Linked DNA regions of Homo sapiens: region 1 is linked to region 2. A link is a loop called in an ENCODE intact Hi-C map of the cell type or tissue named here. Cell type or tissue: ovary. All regions are shown on one strand.

Evidence for each region. A loop is a pair of places that touch in the nucleus more often than their neighbours do. Peaks named below come from ENCODE experiments on the same cell type or tissue, not always from the same donor. Only the 100,000 strongest peaks of a DNase experiment are listed, where the experiment ranks them.
Region 1: a loop joins it to region 2, with 5 times the contacts of the local background. A loop is called at or near these places in 100 of 110 quality-filtered maps.

What each region holds. Positions count from the first base shown.
Region 1 is chr2:8,692,402-8,694,901 of GRCh38, reverse strand. No RefSeq gene overlaps it. Among named protein-coding and RNA genes, the nearest start is that of ID2, 12 kb to the right of the region's middle. In ovary, a CTCF peak has its summit at 1,453 (motif pointing left); a DNase peak (open chromatin) is centred at 1,481; H3K4me3 peaks cover 257 bases.
Region 2 is chr2:7,430,135-7,432,634 of GRCh38, reverse strand. It overlaps LOC100506274 (a long non-coding RNA gene), which reads right to left. Exons shown (of 6, transcript NR_038432.1): 4 at 2,342-2,455. Among named protein-coding and RNA genes, the nearest start is that of LINC01871, 290 kb to the left of the region's middle. RefSeq lists enhancers at 1,082-1,815, 1,816-2,500. In ovary, no CTCF peak of the experiment used is centred here; a DNase peak (open chromatin) is centred at 1,454; H3K4me3 peaks cover 626 bases.

The DNA.
Region 1 (2,500 bases), 1.3 Mb before region 2:
CCTTTTGATATAGCGCTCCATAAAAAAGCAGCAGGGACAACCCGTCCCTCTATAACAAACGGGGTAAGCACTGGCGGAGGTACCTCTGATGCACACCATTCTATTCGTTTCCTTAGTTATAATATTTAGGTTGGTGCAAAATTATTTGCGGCGTTTGCCATTAAAAGTGATGGCAAAAACCACAAATAATTTTGCACCAACTTAATAATTACTACGAATAATTTCCGTTGCTGCAAAGCGATTGTGATAAAACAGGTTGTGATTAAAATTTTATAATGTGAAGTTTGGGTGCCGTGATTTTGACAACTTTATCTTGACACAGTATTATTAAATCAATAATAATAACAACAAATGTGTAACCTATAAACGAGAAACATTAAAAGAAATGTGGCTGCTAAATAGTTTGGTTCCATCACTCTCCTGCGCAAAGCTCTCCAAGGTCCCAGTTTACACAAAGTAAAGGCCAAAGCTCTTAGCGCGGCCTGTGAGGCTGGGTGTGATGGGCCTCCCCCATCCTGTCCGTTCTCCTCTCCTCGCACTGGGCCCCTGGCTGCCTTGCTCCGGCCCACTGTCCCCCACCATGCCCCACCGCTCCCCCACCACCCACCGCTCTCCCCCAGCCCTCTCCCCCACCAGCCCCCATCCCCCCACCTCCCCCCAACAGCTCTCCCCCACCCCCGTACCATCCCCCACCGTCCCACCACCCCCCAGCCCCCTCCCCTGCCCCCCATCAGCCCCCACCACTTCCCACCAGCCCTCCCCCACTCCCCGCCAGCCCCCACTGCCCCCACCGCCCCCCATCAGCCCCCCACCAGCTCCCAGCCCCCTCCACCCCCTCCCCGTCACCACTCCCACCGCCCCTCACTGCCTTCAGGTGGGACTTCCCTGGATGGCTGCTGCCGCCGGGCCTTTGCACGGGCCGCACCCACTGCCCGATTCCCCTTCCCGCAGATTCTGCGTGTTCGGCTGCTCCTGTTGTCCACGGTGCTCTCATGGAGCCTGGGGTACCAGTCAGGGCCCCGTCAGGAGACAGAAACCCCCCGAGCTCTCAGAGAGAGAGTAAGCTTGCTAACTAGCTAGAATGTGTTAACTGGGGAGCTGAACAGACAGCACTCCAAGCTGTCACCGAGGCAGTGCCGCAGGCAGCATGCCCCCCAGGATGAGGGAGCAGAGGGGAAAGGCGGGAGTGACTGAAGCTCAGAAGCTGGAGGAGGGTCCCTGTGCCTGGGACGTAGAGCCTCTATGCAGGGGCCGCAGGCTCAGGGACGGGGGCCATCAGGCTGGTCCTCTGAGTGTGGGGAAAAGCGCGGTCTGGATTCAGGCGCAGCCACAGGGAGGCCAGGGTGAAGAAGTGCTGGGCGGGGCTGCTGGGACCCCCAGGTGGACGGGAAGTCCCCGGGAAGCACACGGGCTGCGGCCGCTCCCATCCTCCCGCCGCCCCGCTGCGGCTGCTCTCTCACGCCCCCAACTGGCCATGCTAACCCGGAGTCGGCTGAGCTCTGCAGGGTCCCGGCGACCGGAGGTTGAGGACAGAAGACAACACCTTCATACTTCATAACTGGTCACCTAGGTTCTGTCTCCTCTTTTTCCCTGCTTTATTTGTCTTCGAATGCATATGAGACACACTCATGGTCTGTCTCCCATTGCTGGAATGCAAGTTCCACAGGGGCAGGGATCCCGGCTGTTTCATCCCAGTGTCGGCAGCACCTAGAGCCACGCCTGGCGTAGTCCCATGCATGTTTGCCGAATAAATTAATACATCAGTGTAACTCCATCGACACGTCAGAGACTTTCAGTGGCAAGAGGTGTCCCCGTTTTTGCAGGAGCAGCTCGCTAGGGTGGATGTTTTGTTCCTGTAGACAATAGATGATACAACAAAAATAATTAGCAGGAAGAGTCCTGCTTTTTACCCCTTGGCCTGTGTGAGCTGGCATTGCCCTGCAGCAAACGCGGTTTGCAGGGAGAGCACTCAAGGGCGTCTACTTGTTTGGGGATGATTCTCTAAAAGTCATTGTCAGGTACAAAGCCAGGACTTGACAAACTTGTCCAAAAATTTCCTTCCCAGTCAAGATATTTTTAGATTGAATCAACTTAACTGGTTTGGATTAAATTTAAACTTGAAATTTTCACTCTTTAAAATATTTTACTTCAGGCAATTAAAGTTTCAGTTGACATTTTTTAGAAGTCTTTTTTTTTTCCTCCCCTGGGAGGCTTTGGCGAACTCTGGTAAAATTACAACATTAAGAATGGCCTTGTCCTTTTCTCTGCCTAACTTGCTTCCATAGGATTTTTGAAACATCAAATATTGAAGAATTGTGTGCTTAAGAACTTTCTCTCAGAACTGATGAAACTTATTTAGAGCTTATTTAGAAGATTATGTTTGTAAAATAAAACTTACAGCGTTGTCCCTAGGTGGAGAATTAACTTAAAACTAAGACCACATTCCAAGAAGTGGCATAATCATATACGTGGAAGTACACACGCCATTCTACTTATAATG
Region 2 (2,500 bases):
GAAGCTGGAGCTCATGTCCATCACGCCTTGAAGAAATCCACTCTGAGAGCAGCCCATGAGCCACATCAATACAAGTAGCCATAATAAGTAACGGGAGCTGTTATATACATTTTTGTTTTCTACTGTCCAGTACACCCAAAATCTAATGTTTATCATTTAAAAAAATGGTGAAGTTAAGAACTCTCCTTGTGGGTGGCCGCGTGGGTGAAGTCACATGTGTGACAGGGATGATCCTACTGCAGGTGGCAGTGTGGGTGCTCAGGATATTTCCGGATGCCACTTTTCCATCTCCTTTATCCCTTGTGTCTGCAAGGCGGGCCCTTTACGGATCACCAAGAGGAAAGATGCTAGAGTCCAGTCCTAAAGGAGATTCCAGTCCCAGGAAAGCCATCAGACACATAGAGAGGACACCTACACAAGGCAGTGTGGGGGTGGGGGCGGGGGGCTGCGGGGCATCTAGCCATGGTAGCCATGGCCCTGCCAGCACTCAGCCTCTGTGCCCTGGTCCCCAGCATATAAAATGACGATTGTACAATTCCAGTGTTGAGGGACTGTACCAACCCCGATGAGATTAATGCATGTGACAGGTTTTAGCACCTGGAACTTAGTGAAGCCTCAATTACTATGTATCTTTGGTATTCTTATTAAAGACAAGCAAAATACCACGGTGAAATAACACGGTGCTCCAAAGAGAAGACGTTTGGAATGCCTGCGGGGATGGACGGCCAGGCCATATGAAAGAGGACTTCACAGATGGAGAGGGTTTCCACAGGCAGTGACGCTCATGGTACAAAGCAGAAGATTCTCCCAAAATAAAGACCAGGGTGAACAAAAGCACTCAACTGGGAATAAACTGTGATGAACAAGTTGAAGCCGGGTTATTCCAAAAATCATCTGGCTGTGGCCAGGATCAGGACTCCACCACCACCCCCGGCCCCCGCCCCCACCCAGTGTGTCCAGGTTCTGTGGTCACCGTCATAGAGCCAAGGGCATTTCTCTAGTGCATACAGAAGCCTGGTTCCAGCACCCTGCGTCAGGACCACATTCCTGGGCGGAGACTCGGGCAGACCTGTGGGCTGGGACTAGGAGTGGTGGGCCCTGAGGGCCTGGAGAAACACCAAAGCGAGCTGAGTGCGCGCGCGGAGTGCACACCTGCGGTGACGCCCGGCCGGCCTGGCCTCACCTGCCCGGAAGGCTCTGCGGGCGGAGAGGGCGCATCTGCGCGGCCCCACGGAGCCCGGCTCTGCGCGCCGCTGATTAGCATGCAGGGCCCCCGCGGCCAGGCGCGCAGCTGGACGGCAGCTTCCCCCCGGCCTTTGAAAAAGCCTCTCTCACAGCTGGAGAGAAAAGAGCCCCCGCGCCACTGGCCGGCCATTGTGAGCGGCAAAGAGCCCTTCTTTGGGCGGAAGCAGAAGTTGGCCCAGCTGTCGAGCATTTGAAATGTAAAAGGCCGAGGCGCGCGGGAGGGGAGGCGACAGAGGCCGCGGCAGAGGAAATGCAAGCTGCCCCGGGGGTGAGGAAACCGTGGGCTGAGAAGTTCACTTTGAGCAATCAATAAGGCTTTCAGAGACCAGGACAGAAAAAAACAGTTCCGGAGAGAGGGCAGCGAGAGCGGCCAGCCCCAGCCGCGCTCCTGCAGCCGGGCTGCGCCTGCCACTCGCAGGCCTGCAGCCCATCCCAGGACGCAAGGAGCGGCTGGGCTAGCCCAGAAGTCTAGGGCTGACCGGGGTGAACTGAGAGATGGACTCATTGCGAGTGCCTGGCTGTTCCATACACCCCACTCCACCTCTTGCCCACAGTGACCTCCTCCCTAGGGCGCATGAAGCCCTTGCACCCCGCGCTTAGTCTCCAGCCCACGCTGCTCTGTGACACGGCTGGGGTCTCCACCTCACTCTCTGTGTCAGGGTGTGCACTTCCTTCTCCCTTTGGGTCCCCTTGCTCTCTGAACAGTCCTTAAAAGCACGCTCAGTCCCCTCCTGCCGCTCTTGCTGAGTCCCAGCCTCAGGGCTCCACGTAGAATCAGGCAACCCCTGCTGGTCTGTCTTTCTGTTGACTTTTGACAAGCCTCCACCATGGTTCCTATCACTAATCAACTGTGTGTCCACCACCCAGCCTTCCTCAGACCTTGTGCAGTCTGCTAGGAATCCGCACGCCACCACCCTGACCTTAGGGAGTTGGCAGAGGAGGGCAAATGCAACTATCTGGTGACCTAATCGAGGCAGGGGCCACCCAGGGCAGTCTCTTTAGGACAGTGGAGAAAAGAGAAATACAACTGTTTACTGCCTGGCTGCAGCACCCTGCGCTGTATCCTTTCAGGACGCCTGTAACACCCCTGGCTTACCTGCAGTAGACAATTCACCGTGTTGTTCCTTCTAGACTGCAATATGGGGCATGTCATTTTTGTGTCCGACACTCCCTTTAAACCTGCTTGGTGGGCTAGTTCCTCCTTTTGTCCCTAGATGAAATTTAAGGTAGGCTTCAATACTTTTTTGTTGTTGTT